Regions from separate parts of the Mus musculus genome. Here region 1 is linked to region 2. The links are chromatin loops, found by intact Hi-C in ENCODE. Cell type or tissue: left cerebral cortex. All regions are shown on one strand. Links, peaks and the distances in the headings refer to the core of each region. The heading gives the core; the rest is flanking DNA. Region 1 holds the start of Gm40997 (a long non-coding RNA gene). Region 2 has its middle 13 kb from the start of Gm36734.

What was found. Peaks named below come from ENCODE experiments on the same cell type or tissue, not always from the same donor. Only the 100,000 strongest peaks of a DNase experiment are listed, where the experiment ranks them.
Region 1: it touches region 2 in a loop (6-fold over the local background); 2 of 42 quality-filtered maps call a loop at or near these places.

What each region holds. Positions count from the first base shown.
Region 1 is chr13:71,100,847-71,112,950 of GRCm38, forward strand. It overlaps Gm40997 (a long non-coding RNA gene), which reads right to left and starts at 5,581. Exons shown (of 3, transcript XR_873655.1): 1 at 5,502-5,581; 2 at 2,472-2,571. It overlaps Mir466f-4 (microRNA 466f-4), which reads left to right and starts at 6,243; the gene lies at 6,243-6,363. In left cerebral cortex, for the core only: a CTCF peak has its summit at 4,565 (motif pointing right); DNase peaks (open chromatin) are centred at 4,016, 4,553 and 5,533; H3K4me3 peaks cover 715 bases.
Region 2 is chr13:71,001,081-71,013,184 of GRCm38, forward strand. No RefSeq gene overlaps it. Among named protein-coding and RNA genes, the nearest start is that of Gm36734, 13 kb to the right of the region's middle. In left cerebral cortex, for the core only: CTCF peaks have their summits at 5,255 (motif pointing left) and 7,313 (motif pointing right); DNase peaks (open chromatin) are centred at 5,235 and 7,343.

The sequences.
Region 1 (12,104 bases), core at 2,993-6,992, 98 kb after region 2:
AATCACACAGTTTTTCTCACTATGTAGATCGTAGTGAGCTGCTGGGTGCTAGAACACACCCTCTAAGCTAGATTGTGATATCTTGATCTTGACAGAACAGAAAATCCCTCCGCAGCTTCCGAGGGGTCTCGCTTGTCTCTATCTTAGCATTTATGCCCACCCATTCTCCATACCTGAACTTTTAACATACAAGAGTTGTCTTAAATGTGGGTTGACTTCTCCCTAAAACATGGGAAACAAAGGTTTACCCAGTAATTCCACCCTCTTCCCTCACTGCAACCCAGAAGAAATTAAACTGCTGTCATTTGTTGTGCGATGCTTTACGAAGCCCAGAGGCATCTCAGACACACCGGAGGGGAGACAATCGCACTGTCTCTTGATAACATACACCATTTTCCGTGTTTGCAAATTTATTTGTTTCAGAAACATTTGCTGTGTGTATGGTGGCTTGTAGGTCCTGAAGGGAGATGACAGCAAGGATGGAGTTAAATAGTATAAAGAAGTTAAAAATGTATCCCTCTGCACAACCTACAGAATGATCCTTGCACATTTGCCTAAGCTGGAAGAACATATAAAATAGAAAGCATTTCTTAGAGAGATGGGTAAGGATGAGAGACGAGGAAGAAATGGGTATGTGGCTGTGGCCACTTGGGGAAAAACTGTACATGTTTAGTATTGTCAAGCAGGAAGTAAGTCAGTATTTCCTTCATGTGTGTTTGCAACATAGACAATAAGCACAGCATATATATGCCTCAAGCATACTCATACTTTAAAGATGGTCAAAGAAGACAAAAACCTGGTGGCATGGGCCTGCAATTTCAGCTATCCACACAGCAAGAAGAGGAATTGCAAACTCATAGCCTGTCTGGGTTACAGAGTGAGTTCAAAGCTAGCCTGGGCAATGTGGGGAGGCCACGTCTCCAAATGAAAATTAAAAGGAGCTGGGCATGTGGTTTGGTGGTAGAGCATTTGTCTAGTATGGCGCAAGGTCCTAGGTTCAGTTGCTAGTAGTACAGAAAATGGTAGGACGTGGCTTCCAAATACCAAGAACCAGAAAATGCATAGAAGTGTGAATTACTTCAGTAATGAAACAGCAGCCAAAGACCAAAGCCACACAGCTGAAAGACGGCAGAAACTCATACAGGACCTGCACAGACAGAACGAACCAAATACAAATCACAATGCCACAACAGAAAATTGAAGTCAATGGGAGAGTGTAATCTATACTGTGTAAGACTGGTAGTGTGCACTTCAGGCCATAAAACTCTAATTAAGCAAAGGTTGAGAAAGTTCTGGAAGGTAGAGAATTAAGAATATGGATGAGACTCTGGTTTCTCTATAGAAGACATTAAATTAAAAGTTATAAAGACACTCTTTTATTTATGTTTTTACTGGTCACTTTATTTACTTACATTTCAAATGTGATCCCGCTTCCCCGTTTCCCCTCCTCAAATCCCCTACCCACTCCCTCCTCCCCCTGCCTCTATGAGGGTGCTCTCCCATCTGCCCACCCACACCTGCTTCAGTGCCCTAGCATTCCCCTACCCTCGATCATCGAGCCTCCACAGGACCAAGGGGCTCTCCTCCCACTGATGCCCGATAAGGCAATCCTCTGCTACACATCCAGCTGGAGCCATGGGTTCCCCCCATGTATACGTATAAAGACACTCTTAAATCACAAAGCCACACACAACAGTTGTTTCCTAGGAGGAAGTTCAGGCCTTGACAGTGAGAAGCCCTGATGGACTTCTCATACAAAGGAAGACCTTTGTCATCTAATGTACATAGGCTGGCTCCCATGTCAGTCAGTCCATGGCTTTGCTGTCTGGTTATAATTCAAAGTCAATGATATCAGAAGCATGCGCTGAGCTAAGTCACAGAAGGGACAGAAATGTGGGTGACTGAGTGAGAGGGAAAGACAAGAAGTCTCTGAGCAGACCCCGTTAGCTCCTTGGGTACTCTCTCTAGCTCCTTCATTCAGGGCCCTGTTCCATCCAATAGATGACTGTGAGCATCCAACCCTATAGTAGGAACAACAATATGAATTAACCAGTACCCCCCAGCTTGTGTCTCTAGTTGCATATGTAGCAGAGGATGGCCTAGTCGACCATCAATGGGATGAGAGGCCCTTGGTCTTATGAAGATTCTATGTCCCAGTACAGGGGAATGCCAGGGCCAGGAAGCAGGAGTGGGTGGGTTGGGGAGCAGAGCCGGGGGAGGGTATAGGGGACTTTTGGGATAGCATTTGAAATGTAAATGAACAAAATATCTAATAAAAAAATGAAAGAAAAAAAAGAAGTCTCTGAGCCAAGGGTTCTGTGGAGAGAGGGAGTTGGAATGGGGGGTCAATGGGAATGGCGGGGCCTGCCGCGTGTGAGCACAGACCAATGAGACCTCATGAAGGCCAGTTGCAGTAAAACTGAGTTAGCGCGAGGGGCAGGGGGTGGCGCTTTGGTGAGTTCAGCACTGACCTGAAAACTCATCATTAAGCCATCCCCAGTGATGACACTGGTGGGAAGAGACTTTGCCACTGCTGGCTAGTTCCACCAGAGGGAGAAGGACGATTTCAACCTAGAAAAATCAAGAGAGAGGACCCAATAAAGACACACCCCAAATTCAGTTATACCAAAAACAAAGATACCAAATTTTTATAGTGTAGAGTTTACCAAATTATAGGAGAAATCCAAGGAAATCATGAGATTTATCTAACAATGCCAACTGTAAAATGAAGAGCAGCAGAATGTACCAAGAAAAAGAAAATGAATTTTCTGTAACCAATTTAAGTGCCATATTTAGACATACATTATATATATATATATACATATATATATATATATGTATATATATGTGTGTGTGTGTGTGTGTGTGTACATACGCACACACACACACAATCTTAGGCTCTCTGTAATCTAATACTTCCTGTGAGAAAATGGAAGCCTTAGCAGCAGGTACCAGAGCTCATCTGACTAGGCTGCCAGAACAGTGTGGGAGATAGATGGCCGAGAGGGAAAGAGAGAGAGAGAGAGAGAGAGAGAGAGAGAGAGAGCGGTTCATGGGGGGAGTCAGGGATAGACTCTGAGACACTTTAAACTGTTATAAAATTATAGTAATAGTAGACTAGGATTGGCTCAGTACAATATTACCAATTACTTTTACTATTAAAATTGTTCAGACTTTAAACATGTATTCTTATGGAAAATATTAGAACACAGGAGAACATTTAATTAATAATTTGCCCTAATGTCTGAATTTCCCTATGGATGTATATACCTCTCTCTCTCTCTCTCTCTCTCTCTCTCTCTGTGTGTGTGTGTGTGTGTGTGTGTGTATGTATATATATATATATATACATATATATATATATAAATCTTGAATCTTTGTCATATATTAATATTATTAAATATATATTATACTTGTAGTGAAGAATCTATTGCCAGAGCAAAAGGTCCCTGAACTGTTCAAACATCTTGAAAACACTCGGGTTCTAGAACACAGAAATCATGATGGTGCTTTAGATATGATCTGTTCTAAATCCAGACAGTTTTATAAGCTGGGATGCTTTGCTTTCCTCTATGTGCATGTGTGAGAGAACGTATTCCCTCCAACTCCTAGAAGGTGTATGTTTGTCTTGTAGGATGTGGCAGAGTATGTTCATGCATAGGGCACATAAATATTAATATTGAGTTGAGAGAAGGCAGTGAAGGGGAGAGCACACCCCAGTGAGAAGCCTGCTCCGGCTCTAACCAGCTGTGTAATCGCCCAGAGATGCTCAGCTCCTGAGAGCTTCCGCTTTCTCAAGTGCAAAATTTGGAAATTAGGCTTAGGACTTTGCAAACTCCTTCTCCGGGTCACAGGCCACGGGTGCCTTGAAGTTAGATCCTTCACAGAGCAGTTGCACCACGCCGGGACAGCCTCCTCCCACCCTGCAGTTTAAATTGAGAGAGATCCCTGGATCTTTTCCTTCTGAGTCAGCTGGGAAGAGAGAAAAATAACGTGGAGAACCCTGTGGTTTCGGGAGGTAATTGTGACAATTTCACGGGCTGTTTGGGAGCAATCGTTTGGTTTCCCTGGTGCTTCAGAACATTTGGGGGCTTTCCTAACGTGCCTGCTTTCTTTTTCGTCCTCAGAGTGGCTCGATGCTCTAATACTCGAATTTAGAAGACAGATGAACAATGAAATAAGCGAGACGGCACTGCTTCCTTCATGAACTGTAAATGAGGAAAGAGTGAACGCTGTAATTGTGACTTGGGTTCCTCTGGATTACACTAGCTCCTCTTCCTCTCGTGATGTCCAGCTGCCCTGCAGCGCCTGGGAATTTACTTAAAACATGCATTCAAAATCTTTATTAAAATACATTCAGCAACACAAAATCAAACGGCTCATTTCTCTTCTTGCCTCTCCCCCCTACTGTAAAGCTAAATTGGACCGCGGCCAAGGTCTCTAAAAAGCACTGTGGCTTTTAGGGAAATCATTTTTCCTTTGTGAGCAGCGGGGAATTTCACAGACCCCTTTGCTGGCCTCAGCGAAGGGGAAACAGTGTCCGTGCTTCCGAAGGCGGACGCTAGGTGGCAGCCGAAGACAGCCTTTGCCCCGTTGGTGCACCGCAGCTGCCAGGGTGCGAGGCAAACATTCTTTAACAGTTGGAACCAATAAAAATCAGCTTTTCCTCTTAATTACTGCTAAGTGAATACCTTCTGATACAGCAGTCAGATGGCAAAGCTGATTACGGAGCAGGCAACTTGCGCTTGAGAGCTAGAAGTCTCTAGAGTGAAGTTCCCTTAAAACCCTTCTCATACCTGAACCGTGAACAGCATTGCTGAAGTCGGGGGAATCCCAACTTCAAAGACAGAACAGTGGATCTGACCTCCTGAGTAACCTCCTTAAACCTGAGATTTATTTAAGGGGAGTGGTAACAGGAAAAAATAAAATAAAATAAAATTAAAACAATCCAGATGCGCTGCAAGTCCTTCCTCTGGAGAACGTTGGCCTTAAGTTTTCTGTGTTTTTATTTTTCTTTGGGTAGGGTCGGTGGGGAGACAGGGGCCTTTTGTAGTCTTGGACTCTATATGAATTTGAGACAGTCTCTGCCACCTGAGACTTGTCCCTAAAACACAAACTAAAATGCGGATAGTGCCTTCCTCCTTATTAAACACATCACTCCAGGCAAAACCCAGGCAGCCCCAACAACACAGCTATTGTGCCAATGGGCAGAACCATGTCTCGAGCAGCGAGCAGGGGCATTTCCCCAGTATCGAGCAGTCCTCGTAGCTTCTGATAAATTATGCCCATCACTCAAAGGTAACAAAAAAAACCTTCATGCAGACGGGAGGGTCATGGAAATCTAAGGACAAATAAACACTTCAGGAAGGGTCTGGGGTAGACAGAGATCTCAACGGGACTTGAAAAATAAGTCTCAGTGAGCCCTTGTCTTCCCATTGCTGTAAAGAGACACCACGGCCAAGGCAACCCTTTTAAAGGACATTTAATTGGGGCTGGCTTACAGGTTTAGAGCTTCAGTCCATTATCATCGCAGCAGGAAGCATGGCAGCATCCAGAGAGGCATGGCGCTGGAGAAGGAACATACCTTATTCTGAAGGATGCTAGAAGACCAGTCTTCCAGGCAGCTAGGAGGAGTGACTCAAAGCCCACCCACACAGTGACACACTTCCTCCAACAAGGCCACGCCTGCTCCAACAAGGGCACATCTCCTAATAGTGCTACTCCTCGGGTCAAGCATACTCAAACCATCACAGGCCTCCTTAACAGAAAATGTGCAAAGTATGTCCTGTTCAATGCTAGGTTTTGATTGACATACATCCTCATTTCTGAGACTGGGCCTAATAAACAAACGTATGATCCAATCACATTACGTGCTAAGTCCTCTCCCTCAGCTCCTGATGTTTTCCAGGGGGAATGCAGGGTGTTTACAGCTACTGAAGTAGAGTTGCAACATCTTGTTACAACTAATTAAATAAGCATCCTGTTTCTCTAACTCCTGTTGCTCAGAGCCCTCATTTTGATATTTTATATCCATCCACGTTTGAACAGTAAATGCCCACCCATGTCCTCATGGCCAAGTGCAAGATTCTGTTTGCCAGTGCCCATGAAGCTGTGGTTAACATTGTGTGTGTGTAGGTGTGTCTGTCATCCTGTTTATCTGTGTGTGTGTATGTATCTCTGTATCTGTTCATCCATGTATGTGTGTATCTGTGTATGTGAGTGTATCTGTATGTGAGTGTGTGCATCTGCATCTGTGTGTCTACGTGTGTGTGCATGTGCATGTGTGTGTATCTGTATGTGAGTGTGTGCATGCATGTGTGTGCATCTATATCTGTGTGTCTACTTGTGTGTGAATGTGCATATGTGTATGTATGTGAGTGTGTGTTTCTGTATGTGAGTGTATGTGCATGTGTCGGCATGTGTATGTATATGGGTATATTTCTGTATGTTGTATGCACATGTGCATGTGTGTATCTGTGTATGTGCATGTATGTGTGCATGTGTGTATCCCTGTATGTGACTGTGTGTGTGCATGCGTGTGTGTGCATGTGATCGTGTGTGTGTGTGTGTGTGTGCGTGTGTGTGTGTGTGTGTGTGTGTGTGTGTGTGAGTGTCTCCATGTATTTGTAAATGGGTATAGGTCAGACCCTGGGTGTCTTCCTCTGTCTCTTTCTATTTGTTTTTATGAATTGGAGTCTCAGAGAACCTGCTCTTCACCCATATCAAGACTGGCTGACAGGAGGCCCCAGCATCGCTCCTCCCAGTACCACTCAGAGCTAATGTTACAGATGGGCCGCCATGCCTGACTTCTGAATGGTGCTGGAGATCACAACATTGGTCCTCAGACTCGAGGACACTCACTTTCCCAACTGAGCCATCGCCCCAGCCCCTGACTTGTAATTTTTACATCGCATTTTAATCTAGACCTATATCATAAAGTATCTGACACTTCCTTCTAGTTTTATATTTCATTGTTATATTGGGCCCCAGTGGGTCAATTTTCGCAAGTTCTTTCAGGTACAGTTTGAAGCTGTTTTATTGAACCCTGTTGTTGACAGATGAGCCTGACATGCCTACCCTGTCTTTGCTGCCCTATCAAAAATCAGCTGTAGGCGTGTGTGTCTGTGAATGCGTCTCTCATGAGCACACAGCGACTGTACAGAGCGAGAGGTTTCATTATAGCTTTCGCTCATGTGACACAAAGCGCTGTGGCACACCCACCCTCTTCTGGGTTTGTTTCTCGCACTCTCTTCCGCTTACACATTCACAGGGTTTTCCTCTCCTGCTTCACATCCGTTTGTTACTCCTGTTATGTGCACATGTGCACATACAAAAAGACAGAGAGCCTGTCTGTGATGACTGGCTTGTTTCACTTAGCGTTGCTATGATCTCCACCTTTAGACATTTTCCTGCAGACATCCTGACTGCATGCTACATGATTGAGTGAAACTCCACTGAGTCTTTTCTGTAGCCTCATCTGTTGATGGATGCCTGGATTGGCCGCATGAGTCAGCGATTGCCCATGCAGGTATGTGTGGTAGGCTGATCTTCACTCGTTGGCTGTATGCCCAGAAGGGCACAGCAGGATCACATGAACGACAAACTCTTACTTCCACTGAGTTCATAGTGGCTGCTCCAGCTCATGACCCCACCAGTTCTTTACCAGCATTTGCCTGCTTTTCCCTTAGAGCAGAACCGCGGCTCTCAATTTTCCTAACAACTGCGACCCTTTAGTACATGTCCTCATGATGTGGTGGCCCCCAACCGTAACATTATTTTTGTAGCTACTTCGTAATTGTAACTTTGCTATTGTTATGAATCATAATACATATATCTGATATGCAGGATGTTGGCTACGCAACCCCTGTAAAGGGTCGTTGGACCCCCACAGGGTTGTGATCTCCAGGTTGAGAACTGCCGCTGCTTTAGTAGTTGTGAGTGATCGTTTCATCCGAGGGATCCCACTGGCTAGTTCTTGCTCCTGTTTGGAGTCCTGTTTAGAGTCGTTGTTCATTCCTGGACTCTGGAGTATTCCCTGTTTTACTTTAGGAGTTTAGGTGTTTCCGGTCATACACTGGGGTGGGGTGGGTTTGTACAGGGTGAGAGAGCAGAGCCTTCTGTGTGTGAAGACGGACATCTCCACACTACTTGTTGAGGAGGCTGAATTTCCCTGTTTACTTTTGGATATTTGTGAAGAATCAGATGGTTGTAGCTGTGTGATTGGGAATCTGGAGCTGCAATTCTATCCTGTTGGTCTCTCTTTGTATGCTGGTATCATGCTGTTGTTAATGTTTTGGCCTTGTAATGATTTCTTTTCTCTTCTCTTCTCTTCTCTTCTCTTCTCTTCTCTTCTCTTCTCTTCTCTTCTCTTCTTTCCTTTTCTTTTCTCTTCTTTTCTCTTCTTTTCTTTTCATTTTTCTTTTTGGTAATTTTATTTAATCATTTATTTATTTACACTCTAGATTTTTTTCCCCTCCCAGTCCACCTTCTGACTTTTCCACATCCCATACCTCCTCCCAGGCTTCCTGTCCCCATCTTCCCAAACCCCCACCCCACCAGATCTCTAAACCCCAAGGAGCCTCCAGTCTCTTGAGGGTTAGGTGCATCTTCTCTGACTAAACACAGACCCGACAGTTCTCTACTGTATATGTGTTGGGGGCCTCAGATCAGCTGGTGTATACTGCCTGGTTGGTGGTCCAGTGTTTGAGAGATCTCGGGGGTCTAGGTTAATTGAGACTGCTGGCCCTCCTACAGGTCGCCCTCCTCCTCAGCTTCTTCCAGCTTTTTCCTAATCCATCCAGCCACGGGGGTCAGCAGCTTCTGTCCAATGATTGGGTGCAAATATCTGCATCTGACTCTTTTAGCTGCTTCTTGGGTCTTTTGGAGGACAGTCATGATAGGTCCTTTCTTGTGAGCCTCAGAAATAGTGTCAGGCCTTGGGGACTCCCCTTGAGCTGGATCCCACTTTGGGCCTGTCGCTGGACCTTCTTTTCCTCAGGCTCCTCTACAGGACATCTCAGTCCCACTTGGGAGGGAAATGAAAGCAATCACAAAGAGGGAGGGACCTGGGAGGGAAAGCGGACAGGGGTGGGGGGAACCTGACCTGGTATTGAGTGGGCAAAAAGAACTGAAGTCTTGAGGCCCAGCAGAAAGAATGGAAATAGGCAACTTCGGGATGTAGAAAGTTGGGGGGACCCTTCACAATGCACCAGAGACCTGGGAGGTGAGAGACCCTCAGAACTCAAAGGGAGGGATCTTAGATAAAATGACCTACAGTAGGGAGAGGGAACTTATAGAGCCCGCCTCCAGCAGAAAGACAGGACATCAAGTGAGGGATGGGGTTGCCATCCCACAGTCACAACTCTGACCCATAATTGTAATCACTTTTGTCATCTCTTCCTTTTGCTTAGCATTGATCTGGGTAATCAAGGTGTTTTGTATTTTCGTATGACTTTTGGGATAATGTCGTCATAGGGATTTTGATGGAGATTATTGTGGTTCTGCGTGTCCATCTAGAACTCTTTTCTTGACGTTTTCCCATTTTCATAATACTTCAGCCCTAAAGTTCTACTCCAGGAACAGTATACAGGCGAGGTTATATTGTTTATCTGATTTACTAAATTCTTAATGTAGTTTTGATGCTCTTTTGTGTCTCATAAGGATTTAAAACACAGTGTGTCAGTTTCTGCCAGAAACATCTGCTGAGGTCTCTGGACCATTTTGCAAAGCAATGGCATTATCATGATGCTAAGCCTCCCACCCCCATGTAACGTGAGCGTCTATGGTTTCAAGTCTCTGCAAGTTCTCACAAAAGTCACGCGCGTTCCAGGGTCCAGTTTCTGCACGTTGTTTTCATGTCTATAAATGGTATTTTTATAAATGGTTTTGGTATTTGATTTTTAAAATTCAGATTATTCATTTATAGTGGATAGAAACACAATTAGTTTTTTTGTCATTTGTTTATTACAAAATTCCCTAGTTTCCGATTTTGGAAGTTTCTACCAGAGTTTCTGCGTAATAGTTTCATTTAAAATAAAAATAATTTGCTATTGTTCTCCTATTTTTGGTGATTTATGTTGCTGGATGGTATTGACCAAAATCTCTCAATGTAGGAGGAGGGAGCAGACCACAGTGGAGCGACTCTGAAGGCAGGGGAGCACGTTGTTGCTCTTCCGAGGGGTGAGAGTTTGATTCCCTGCACAAACATAAGGCAGGGGGCTACCACCTGTAACCTCAGCTCCAGGGGTCTGATACCCTGGAGCACACACACACACACACACACACACACGCAAACAAAGTGGATTTTTTTCAAATATTCATAGCTTTTTCTAATCTTGGAGGACACAATAAGTTGATTATTATTAAATAGGGTAATAATTAGCTATAGACGTTTAATCGGTTTTTTTTATGTGTATATGTGTGTGCTTGTTTATGTGTGTACCAAGTCCACACAGTTGCCCGAGGATCCACAACAGTGGGTTAGTTCTCCTGGAGTTGGTATTGCAAATCACTGTGTACTGCTTGGTGTGGTTGCCGGGAACCGAACTCAGGCCCTCTGTAAGAGCAGTCCGTGCTCTTAACCATTGAACCACCTATCCAGCTCCATGTTGTCACAAGCTTTTAGGAGCAGATTTTTATGTATGTTTTTAATTCTCCATTGCTGAGAGTATTGTACCTGCATTGCTGGGTGTACATGTACCGCATCACAGTCACCCTTTGTCCCTCAGTGAGTGTGACTCTGAATCCCAATATACTCTATTGGGGAAACCACCACATCACACAGAGTTCCCTTACACATTCCTTCCCAACCTCCCTTTCCCTGAGCTTCCTGAACGCTATCCCACTGAGTCACCACCAGCTAGCTTCCACTCTGGGGGAGTTCTGCGACCTGATGTTGCTGGCAGTCTTTCTCTTCTCACTCCTGATGAGGTTTGCTAAGTCACTCATCTGGTTCTAGCAGCTGGCTAAGCTCACCTGTGTTCCCAGCACATGCACAGAAAAGAAGCAGAGGCAGGTCTGAGGACTCCCTGCGCACAGATAGCCTGGCAGAGCACAATAGTGGTGTAAATACTGCTTGACTGGGTAGAAGAACAAGACATCGTGTAAGATAGCTCTTGTCAATGTGCATTCAAAACATGAACCTCCTCTACCTAAGGTGCATCTGTGGCAGCCTGTCTCCACCCGTGTCCTAGAATTTTGACTGGCTTGATCTTGTGCAGGTAAGCATTTATATTTTTAATGGTCATTTTCATAGTTACATGTATAAGTTTTATTTCTCTTGTGACTGAGGCCTTATTTTCTCTCTCTCTCTCTCTCTCTATATATATATATATATATATATATATATATCCTTATATAGATACACATATTTCTTGCTTTGTAGTTCTGCAGATCTACTGACTTTTTGTTTGCTCAGTACACCCAACACAATGTGGAACTGAGCCAGCCGTTTCAGGCCCCACTGCCTCCTTCTTATAGTTATTGTGTGAATGTTTGTGATGTATCTTTTTTACTTTGAAGGCTTTTGATTCTGAACTGGAAGATAAGTGAGAATTTGCACCTAGGTCATATGTCTAAAAGCAACATAAGGACTCTTCCCACCCACGTGTGTGTGTGTGTGTGTGTGTGTGTGTGTGTGTTTTGCTAAGTGACTCATCTTTTTCCCAGCAGCTAAGCTCACATACATTCTGGGCTTCTTATACATATATATATATATATATATATATATATATATATATACATACATATACATATATATATATACACACACACACATATATACATATATATACACACATATATATATGCAAACACATACACACCTTTCTTTGAGTTTTGTTTATATGTATATGTGTGTGCTTGTTTATGTATATCTATATCTATATATGGAATTTTCAATGATGAAAATTTGGGTTAAGTATGAAAACAGAAAAAATCTTAGTGTACTCCAGAAGTTACATTTTGTTTCTAAATCTTACCGATACTTTGTTGTTTATCTTAGTGATTTCATTATTGCTATGATAAGGTACCACAACCATGACAACCTATTTGAAAAAGTGTGTGATTTGGGACTTATGGTTTCGGAGTTCATGATGGCAGAGAGA
Region 2 (12,104 bases), core at 4,860-8,859:
TGTCCCTGTACTGTCTCATCCTAGGAATGGACTCTCTCCAACCCCAAGTGGCAGGGTGGCCTCATGTTGCTTTCAATGTCTTCATGTTGTTATGGCCTGAGAAGGCATTAAAGTTACACATTAATTTCCAACTTTCTGGGAAAGGTAGTTTAATGCTCATTTCAATATAACAAAAGAGAAAATTTCATTTCTGCTAATATGTGGTTCTTTCAAATACAATAAAAAAGCAAGTTACCAAGACTCTGAATCCATCTAAGTGCCAGATTAGGCATGGTATCACTCAAAACCCTGGGGCAGGTAGAGGGTCTATGGGACAGATCTGGTTTACCCTCTTCAAGGGACATGATACTCAGTCCAGGAGGAGGAACCTTTCTGGCTGGGGGTCCCTATAACTGAAGCATCTGAGTATGTATTCCCAGCCTTTGCTTCCCTCTGGTGGCCGAGCCTTGAAGTGCTTCAGTAAGATGTCCTCTGTTGGCAAAGAGGCTCAAGCAAGGTCTCTTGCCTGGGACTGAGTGTGTGTGTGTGTGTGTGTGTGTGTGTTCGTGGACTGGGAATGGGATCTGAGGTGCACATGAGTTTTGGGACAGAAAGCAGGCAAATGTGGAGCAAACTAGCAGGAGTCAGCCTCTGTCAGTGCCACAGCCACTAGGCCAAAGGCTGGCATACTTATTGCATGATGATACCCTCTGTAGCTGGGCTTCACAAGCAGTTCTGTGACTTGCTTGGGTGGACAATGACTTCATGATCAGCAAAACTATAAAAGAAAGACTGAGGCTTAAAGCCCCTGGTGGCCCATGGACCACCTCAAATGGATTCCTTGAAGCCAATGGTTGATTTCACTCTCCTAATCTGTCAGTGTCTGGAGAAAGTATGAGCACTTGAGGGGGTGGGTGCTCTGAGCAGATGTACAGTGGTTCTGAGGAAACCCTGAAAGACTTTCGTACTCCAAGCTGAAGCTCACAGCTTGACCCTGAGATTTTGCTCAGCAAGTCCAGAGGGATCGAATTCCTGATCTTGGGTCTCCTCTGGTTTGGAAGTATTGGCCATCACCAAGTCACCTCTGCATCAAAGTCAGGGTCATGTAGTATCCAGGTTTCTTGATAGATAGTGACCAAGCATTGAGAATCCTAGACCAAAGATGAGTGGAACAAGACTCTGAGGTATAGCAGGACTATCTCGCCCACCAGAGATATAAATAATAGCACGGAGGCTTGCTAAGCTTTTAAAGGTTAGGCCTATTGTTGGGCAGACTCCCGACTACTCTAAACCCAACTAATCCTCACATTATATCCAGCCACGTGACCAAATCTATCTTTCTCCTGTCCGTCCATTCACCTCTGCGTCTGCCAGCTCTGATTCTTCTCCCAGCCTTCTTCTCATCTCTGAATCATCTCCCAGTCTTCCTCTCTCTGCCTGGAATTTCTGCCTTCCATTTCCTGCCCAGCTTTTGGCCATCAGCTCTTGATTGCAGCCAAGCAGATACAATTCTAGATTGCCTTAGGCAGGTGAGGAAGGATAATTATTTACAAATTATGAGACCCATGATGGGGCCACAGAAATAACAATACCAAGTTGCTGCCAGCGTTTAGCTCTCTGCCAGGAGAGAATTACAATTGAATATACAGAGACAAACCTTCACACAATGTACCCCAATACTGAGTGGTCTCCGTTGTGTTGACAAACCCACCACACAGAGGCCATGGGTTTCTGACTTTGGAGCTTGCAGGCATGGATCTTCAGGCCTTGTTTAGTCAGTGCTGTGGAAGGATCTCAGGAGGGGGCCTTGTTCCTCAGCATTTGCTCCAGAGAACAGCCAATGGGTTGGCTGTTGTATGGTCAACATAGAAAAGGAGACCAGGAAATCTCACTGACAAGACCTGATTCTGGTCTTGTGGTGGGCAGGGCCAATGATGGCCTAGTCACATGTAGGCAATTTACCTGCAGAGCACTGGGCCCACATAATCCTTGTTGTGGGTGTTGGGCTTCAATTCCCATCTGTACCTGATACCCAGATTGGACCTGTGTCCTCCATAACTGTTCCTGTAAGTTCAGAAGGGCTCTTCAATCGTCAGTGAGCACGCTTAGTCTATCATCACAAAATGCTGCTATTACAAGAAGGGGGAAAAAAAGCAAACAGATGTCTTTTTAAAATCTTTATGATCAAAAAGTTTATTTAATGATAAAGTAAAATATGAGACAAAACTACTTTCGTAACAGTTTTAATTCTTTTGGTCAGCACACATGGTACCTCCATGATCATGTATCTCTCTTAAAAAATACTGACTTCCCTCTGGAGTCATCTGGGAGAGCTGATGGACAGACAACACCGTGCAGCTAAGTTTCAGGAGAGGCAAGCCTGGCACTACTCAGGGAGAAATGAGAGTCAGAGGGAAAGGAATTCCAAGGGATACCATCCCTCTGCTTTGGAATGGCTGACCATAGCAATTCCATTCCTCACCAAGTGACCGAGGCTGATGTGGGCACCTGGGAGGAAATTACATGAATGCTTCCCGATCAAGCTCTGTGCCTTTATGAGACAGCATGGGGAAAGCCCCCAGCAAGGGAAGGCAGGGCTAGCTGGGTTTCTTTACTCTCTGCAAGGTACAGGGCCCAGAGCCAACAGCTAAGTCAGCTACTGGTTCTGACCTCTCCATAGAGCCCAGAAAGCTCTTTAGCCAAGAATTCTTTACCCGATGCTGTAACAACCCACAAAAGGTTCCCTGGGCAGAGTAATGGCATCAGTAATTACACCAGGCAGCTTGGGAGAGAGGGTTCTGTCTATTCTTTTCAAGTGAATGGACATTTTCAAAGCTTCTTTTCCAAATAGAAACTTTTTTTTCTTTAGTTGAGAACATGAAAAGCAAAACCCAAGCAAATATTTACAAATCTGAAGTCAAAGATCGATAAGAAAATTTACCGGTCCTGACCGTGAATTGTTGGGTCACGGCAATGGGCAGTTGCCAAGGAGACTGGACCCAAGCATCAGAAGCTAGCTTTCAGCAGCAGCAGACATCACTCTTTATTCTGCAACTTATACCTCCAAAACACAAGGCAGGAAAGAGAGCAAACGACTGAGTTAGTTAAACAAACACTGATAAACGCCAGCTCTGAAATTTTTTTTTGCTAAACTCCCAGGAACCTGCCATTTCAAAGCCCTCTGTCTAATTGTCTAATTCCTAGACAAAAGTACCGAAGTCGTTATCGAGGCAAGAGAAGCAATTTCTCCAAAGCACAATCTATAGCAGTCTCACACACAGTCTGCGGTTATGCGTGCACAGGCTAACACAGAGACCTCGGTACTACTGAGGGTGTTATATACTTGGAAGACAACATCAGCTGGGATATCTGCTGGCCTGGCAGGCCACTGAAAGGGACTTTCACTTCTCACTGGCCAAGTTCTTGAAGCTTGAAGCCTTTGGGTACACATTTGCACTGACTCCCATGTCCTGTTAGGTTTCTTAAACATTGCAAGGGTTAAGTTAGTGGAAGTCTCAGTGTGGGGATGGTGAACCGGCAGGGTGAGCTCTCCTGACTGTGAGAACCCTTGCCTGTGAGCACTGAGTGAGCCTGGTTGGCCTGTGGGGAGCTCCACAGTCCTCATAACCCGTGACTCTTACGATGCTCCTGCTGAGTAGGAGTTACTGGTAGAGCTGGGTTTGCGTCCCAGAAGATACTACTATTAACTCCTGCTCCGGAGGAGCTGAAATGCTGACTTGCTGCCATTAACTACATCATCTGTGTGGTAAGTGCACACTCTGAACTATCCCTAATTCATGATGGCTGAAGACCTCCTCCATAGGTCCAGGATGTTCTGCTAAAGATGAGTATGCGATTTCTGGGCCTTGGCCCCTCATCTAAAGCCACTCAGCTCAGTAGCATCAAAGCAGCGGCCAGTCTTTGTTGTTGACAGTGTGATAATAGTCTAGGATTCAGACAACTGTGTTAACTTTCTCAGGATCATATCCCCAACTTTGGGGAAGAGGATAGACTATTTTATGCATAGCAGCACACCAGGCTTGACCTCTGAGAATTCTCTACACTCCCACGTTGCTGTTCATCACCAAAGGAAGTCAGGACTTGAAACTCACACAGGGCAGGAACTTGGAGGCAGGAGCAGATGCATTGGCCATCGATGGGTGCTGTTGCTGCTTTCTGGCTTGCTTCCCCTGGCTTGCTCAGCTTGGCTTTCTTATAGAACCCAGGACTACCAGCCCAGGGATGGCACCACCCACAATGGGCCCTCCCATCCTTGATTACTAATTAAGAAAATGCCTTACAGTTGGATCTCATGGAGGTATTTCCTCAAGGGAATCTTCTTTCTCCATGATAACTCCAGCTTGTGTCAAGTGGACACACAAAATCAGCCAGTACAACCTGAGAGGGCACAAAGCACATTCTAAATACAATTCTTGTTCTCTAGGAGTTTTCCAACAAGTTTTCTCAGAATCCTCTCACCTCTTCATTCTTGGGCCATCTTTGGACAGGAAAACAATTCTAACGAAGATGTAAACCCCATTGCTGGGGAGAAGGAGGCACGGAAGGATGCTCGTTCTTATCAGTTCTGCTCTCTTCTTGATTATCAGCATAGATGGTGAGCTCTGACCCCAGAGTCCCCTACATCCTGTCAGTATAGATGGGGACCTTTAAGCCCAGACTCCCCAATATCCTGAATTCAGGGCAGGCTTTTGTTACTCTTTAAAAGGTAACCAAACTGCAGCCCACCACAGTGAACTGCCCACAGCACAGCTTCCCCAGGCTTGCCTTCCACACTTGCTCTTGGTTTTAGCTCTTGGTCCCTAGCTCTGGCTCCTGGAGACAGGGACAGCTGTGTCTTCCAGGCTGGAGCCCCTGGCTGTGCCCACGACCAGGAATCCTCCTTCTGAATGTCAGGGTGATCCTGTGTTCCCAGCCAATCAAGACAGTATGATTTCTTTCTTTTTTTTTCAGGACACATAATTAACTGCAGAGTAAAGAGAAAGATTCACTTGGGGCTTTGCAAAAGAACAAGAAAGAAATGATTAGAAATTAAATTTGTCCAACAAATGGTCTTTATTCATCTGAAAGATATTAATCTGGTTTGGATAAAAGTGTCTCCATTCAGAGAACACATACATCCCAGCCCACACGTCTCCAGACTGACAAAACCCTTTACCTGCATTCACTTTCCTCAATGCCTCCAGTCACTTTCAGGGTGGTTTAATGTAAGGCCATTGGTGTCTTGTTCTTAGCTCAGCAGTGCCCTCTTGTGGTATGTAGAGGGCTGACTCTGAACAGCACTACTCACACCTGGGGGTTTTGAGTAAGTATGCCTCAAATATCTTCTTGCTTATAACACTTGTGAGTAACATTTACATCTAAAGAGGGATAGTTTGAAAAGCAAAGTCATGTCACTCTGTCAGTACAGAGCCAATATCAGATGGAATGCTAGTAGCCAATGACGGATGCCCTACTATGTATTAGACAGAGACTTCGTTGGATTATTTTTCCTCTTTTTATTATAGCACTTAAAATATATTTATTATTTGTGTGCATGTACATATGTGAATATAATGTATGAATAGTGTATATATGTATACATGTGGGCACCTCTGTGTGTGGAAGCCAGAGATGTATGTGTATCTTTCCCATGATTCTCTTGGTATCTTTGCTTTGTGTGCTTGGGTTACAGACACACACGACCCGATCACAGGCACATACAACTTGAGCTACACACACACATTACTCCCATTACAGACACGCACCACCCTGTTACAGACACACACCATCCCTGTTATAGAAACATAGCACCTTTTAGAAACATATCACCTTAGTTACACTCACACACTGTCACTTTTACCGACACACAATATCCCAGTTACAGACACACTCTACACTGGTTATCCCTGTTACAGACACATATCGCCCTGGTTACAGGCGCACTCCTGAGAGCCATATTAATCTACTACAGTAGTGGTGGGAAGCCACAGAGCCAACAATCATGTAAGAAGCGCCACTGACTTCATACTCCTGTGACATCATTTCTGTTGATCACTAAGCCAACTCAGAAGCCAGCTTGTTAGATGATTGGCTGTTTGTGTAAGTAATCATTTGATTGCATGTGCGAGTACACTTGCACATACAAGGGACACACACACATGCACACACAGGCCATAGAGCTATGAGACAGCCTCAAGCATAAGAAGCTAGGGGCTTCTTATAAGTGCAAGAGACCTGGGTTTGAACTCCAGCAGACCTGGCTGCTCAGCCTTTGATCACCCATTTTTTCCTGCACAAGTGGCCACAATGCCGTAAACCTCGGAATGTGGAGCATCTACCATGGTCCTGCAGGGCTGACAGACTATCACAAGCTACAGCATATGGAAATGCGGCTCTGGGCTTTGTTGAATTCTAGAACTCTGTACTTGACCCTTGGTTTGTGTCCATCCCTCCGGGTTGCTTAATGAATCACTCATTTACCCTTGAACAACTCAAAAGCACGACCACACAGTGCTGTAGGCTGGACATCCAGCAGCTGCAGGGTTGTCCTGCTTCTCCTGAGACTGTGAAGCCAACTTGGTGCCCGGCTGCTCCCTGTCTGCTGCTGTGAACATCCATCATTGATGTTCTACAGTGTGACACATCATCGCAACTCTTCCTCTACCTGTGATTCTTCTCTGTCAAAATCCTCCTTTATATAAGGTTCCCAGACATATTGGATTAGGGCCTCCCACACTAACCCAACTTCATCTTAACTAATGTCTGTACCAATCTAACTTCAAATGAAGTCATCTCCTGCAGTACTAACAGATAGTACTGGTGAGAAGCTAGGCAGGTAAGTGCAGAAAGCCACCCACATCTTTATACTCATTATGACATCCAGCCATGTCCTAAAATGGCGTGGGTAAAAAGTCATAGAACAAGCTCGAAGGTATGAGAATCAGAAAGCCAATGTCTCTTTCTTCTTTCTCCTGTCTGTCTTTTATCTAACCTACCAACCTTCTGGAAACATTCTCAGTTAGCAACTAACACCTTCCCGAGAAGCTTCTAGATAGAAGCCGTACGTGTCATGTAGTTAAAGTTGTTCGAAATTCTATAATATGTTTATTACAATTACAGTTATGAGCTCCTGAAAAAAGTTTCAGGAAAAAATGTTCAGAGACAAAAATGCCAACGACCCTCCTGTGATAATTATACATTGAATGCATTCAACAAGTTAGCACACTCTACCATGTAAGTATGAAAAATAAAAGCAATAATTAATAAACTGTAATACATTTTTAAAATAGGAAAACAAGGAGGGAGGCGTAGCTTGTTATTGAGTTATATGTTGTCTTTGACCAGGAGAGGGCGCTCTGAGCTAAACTTTGGAAGGTTTTGTGACTGGTTTTGTTATAGTGCTATTTTGAGTACTGTTTAGTGAAAGCATCTATGGTGTTATATAAACAAACAAATTAATGGATGTGAGATGCTTCTGTTAACACACACACACATTGAAATCACAATCTGAGCTGATCACCCCCCCACACACCTACCCTCCCCCCAAGCTCCCTCTTTCCAGATATTTAACTCTACAGTCAAACGCCACCTGGGTATCTTAGGAAGAAATAGGTGTGATGTATTTCATGGATATACGCTGAAGTTTTCCAGCCACATAAAGAATATTTGGGGGATTGGAATAAATTCTGAATGATTTAATTATGTGTGTGTGTGTTTTATTTTCTTTTTATTTAACTTATTTATTCACTTTACCTCCTGATTACAGTCCCCTTCCTCTTCTCCCCCCAACACCACTCTTCCACCCATCCCCTTATCTCTCATTCCCACCTCGACCCTCCATAACACCTGCACCCTGGCACATCAAGTCTCATCAAGGCTAAGGGCATCCTCTCCCACCAAGGTTAGACAAGACAGTCCAGCTAAAAGAAAGAGACCCAAAGGGAGGCAACAGACCCAGTCAGAGAAAGCCTCCATTCTAATTGTTGAGGGACCCACACAAAGATCAACCTACACATCTACATACATGTAGCAGGCCTATGTCCAGTCCATGCATGTTCTTTGTTTGATGGTTCAGTCTTTGTGAGTCACCATGGGACCCGGTTAGTTGGGTCTATAGTTTTTCTTGCATTGTCCTTGACTCCTCCAGTTCCCTCAGTCCTTCCCCTACTCTGCCACAGGACTCCCTGAGCTCTGCCAATATCTGGCTGTGAGTCTTTGCATCTGTTTCCATCGGCTGCTGGGTGAAGCCTCTCAGATGGCACTTGTGAAAAGTTCCTGTCTGCAAGCATAGCGGAGTATCATTAATAGTATCAACTGTTGGCTTTCACTAGGATGGGTCTCAAGTTGGACCAGTCTTTGGTTGGCTATTTCCTCCATCTTTATCTCTGTGTAATTTTAAGCAGGACAAATTCTGGGTCAAAGGTTTTATTGGTGTGTTGATGTCCCCCTCCCTCCATTGGACGTCTCTCCTGGCTACAGGGGATGGCCACTTCAGTCTCTATATCCACCCCCTCTCTCCCAAGTCTCTGGCTAGCCATAGATATCACCCCACTGTTTTCCGTTCTCACTCTCAGCCCTCTCCACACACCTGATCTCCATCCCCATCCCCTCCTCACCCCCTCTCTCCTTCCATCCCCAGTGGCTCTTTTGTTTCGCCTTCTGAGTGAGATTCACAGTCCTCCTTTAATCCCTCTTTATTATTTATTTTCTTTGGGTCTGTAGATTGTAGCATCCTTGTTCTGTACTTTATGGCTAATGCCCACTTGTAAGTTAGTACATACATAGCATGTCTTTTTGCATCGGGTTACCTCACTCAGGATGAGGTTTTCTAGTTCCATCCACTTGCCTACAAATTTCATGATGTATTTGTTTTTAGTAGATGAATAGTATCCCCTTATGTAAATGTACCATATTTTCTTTAGCCGTTCTTCAGTTGAGGGACATCTATGTGGTTACCAGTTTCTGGGTTATTACAAATCCGGCTTCTATGAACACACTTGAGCAAGTGTCCTTGTGGTATTGTGTGACATCTTTTAGGTATATGCCCAGGCATGGTATAGATAAATCTTGGGGTAGAACTATTCCCGATTTTCTGAGAAACCATCAAATTGATTTCCAAAGTGGTTGTATAAGTTCACACTCCCCTCAGCAATGAAGGACTGTCCCCCATGCTCCACATCCTTACTAGCATGTGCTGTAAATAAGTTCTCAAGCTTAGCCGTTCTGATGGCCGTAAGATGGACTCTCAGCGTTGTTTTCCCGATGAGTAAGGATGCTGAACATTTCTTTACTTCTCAGCCATTAGACATTCCTCTGTTGAGTTTCTCTGTTTAGTTCTGTACCCACATTTTTAAAATTGGGTTATTTGAATGGTTGGTGTCTAATTTCCTGAGTTTTTTTTAAATATATATTTGGATACTAGTCCTCTGTCAGATGTCGGGTTGGTGAAGATCTTTTCCCATTCTGTAAGCTGCTGTTTTGTACTACTGACAGTGTCCTTTGCCTTACAAAAGCTTTTCAGTTTCATGAGGTCTCATGTATTAGTTGTTGACCTTAGTGCCTGAGCTATTGATGTCCTGTTCAGGAATTTGACTCATGTTCAATGTGCCCCAGGCAGTTCCCCCACTTTTTCTTCTATTAGATTTAGTGTTTCCAGTTTTATATCGAGGTCTTTGATGCACTTCAACTTTAGTTTTGTGCAGGCTGATAGATATGGATCTATTTGGATTCTTCTACATGCAGACATCCAGGTACCATTTGTTGAAGATGCTTTTATTTTTCCATTGTACGGTTTTGACTTCTTTGTCAAATATCAAATATCAAATATTTATAGGTATGTGGGTTTATTTTCAGGTCTTCAATTCTGTTCTATTGATCAACTTGTCTGTGTCTATATCAATATCATTCAGAGCAATATTGAAATCAGGGATGGTGATAACTATAGAAGTTCTTTTTATTGTTCAGCATTGTGTTAGCTATCTAGGATTTTTTTGTTTTTCCATATGAAGTTGAGAATTACCCTTTCAAGGTCAGTAAAGGATTGTGTTGGAATTTTTATGGGAATTGCATTGATTTTGTAGATTGCCTTTGGTAAGATGACCATTTTTACTATGTTAATCCTACCAACCCATGAGCATGGGAGATCATTTCATCTTCTGATATCTCCTTCAGTTTCTTTCTTCAGAGACTTGAAGTAATTTTCATTCAAGTCTTTCACTTGCTTGGCTAGAATTACACCAAGACATTTTATATTATTTGTGGCTTTTTCTCATCTCATTTATAATTTGTATAAAGGAGGGCTGCTGATTTTTTTGAGTTAATTATGAGTTCAGCCTCTTTGCTGAAGGTGATTATCAGCTGTAGGACATCTCTGGTAGAATTTTTTGAGGCCACATATGCATAGTGTCATATCTGGGAATCGTTATACTTTTACTTCTTTTCTTTTTTTTTTCTTTTCTTTTCTCTATTGTATGTTGGTGGATCATGCACAAAACATGCCTACCACACATGCTGAAGTAAAAAAAAAAAAAAGACACCAGGGGAGTTACAAAGTTAAGATGTGAGAGCAGCTATCTGTTTTCAGAAATTGGAAGCAGAAGGTAAATATATGTACAGAACAGACAGAGGGAGGATTGGGCCAGCAGAAATTATGATGAGCATGCCGCAGTAGAAGTCAGGAACCTGTGAGATGGATGTGACATGCATCTACTCTATCCTCCTGCTGAGCTTAAATTAGTCTGTGTGAAACACTGTCTTAGTTAGGGTTTCCATTGCTGTGAAGAGACACCTTGACCAAGGCAGCCCTCATAAAGAACAACATTTAATTGGGGCTGGCTTGCAGATTCAGAGATTTAGCCCATTATCATCAAGGCCACGAAGCATGGCAGCATCCAGGCAGTCATGGTGCTGGAATAGCTGAGAGTTCTACATCCTGGTCAGAAGTCAAACGGGAGAAGACTGGCTTCCACGTGGATAGGAGGACTGTCTCAAAGCCTACCCCACAGTGGCACACCTCCTCCAACAAGACCACATCCCTTAATAGTGCCATTCCCTGAGCCAAGCATATTCAAACTACCACAAACTCTTTTGGTGGTTTCTGATACACATCAAGTTCTGAGCATGTGTGCTGATACACATCATGTTCTGAGCATGTGTGCTGATTCCCCAGTGCTAGCAGTTTTCCTTCACTGATCTTTGCTCTGTCATCCACCTTAGAGCAACAGGACTAGTTGATTGAGCTCACTGATCTATGGAAGTGATCGGTATGACCTATGGCACAATCCGTGATCTGTGTCATGTTCATTTGTTAGCACTGTCCCTTCATTGCCATTGGTCACCATGCATACCAGCACCTCTGAGGATTGTTTCTGGTCAGGATCTTGGCAGGAAGTGACCATTCTTTCGTGGCCTAAGAGCAGCCTCACAGTGTGGGCTTCCTGTCACTCAGCTTCTGATTCTCGGTGAGTGTACTGGCTAGTTTTGTGTCAACTTGACATAGCTGGAGTTATCACATTAAAAAGAGCTTCAGTTGAGAAAATGCCTCCATGAGATCCAACTGTAAGGCATTTTCTCAATTAGTGATCAAGGGGAAGGGCCCCTTGTGGGTGGGACCATCTCTGGGCTGATAGTCTTGTGTTCTATAAGAGAGCAGGCTGAGCAAGCCAGGGGTGGCAAGCCAGTAAGGAACATCCCTCCATGACCTCTGCATCAGCTCCCGCTTTCTGACCTGCTTGAGTTCCAGTCCTGACTTCCTTTGGTGATGAACAGCCAGTATGGAAGTGTAAGCCAAATAAACCCTTTCCTCCCCAACTTGCTTCTTGGTCATGATGTTTGTGCAGGAATAGAAACCCTGACTAAGAAAGTGAGTCAGTGGCAGATGACCACTGGGTCACATTTCAGATACTATCTCCATTCTCTCATGCGTCTGCTTCCTTGAGGTGAACTGGTGTGAACTTTGGTTAGTTGAAATGAGGCTGGCTCTTACACGTCTCCTGAGTTACCAGTGTCCAGCCTTCCTGCTGTATCATTTTTGAATGCTTAACCTCCTTGTTCCCCGCTTTCTGGGTTCTGGGATGCCAGGGCCAATTGTAGGATTGCAGAAGCAGAAAGCATATGCCTCAAAGATT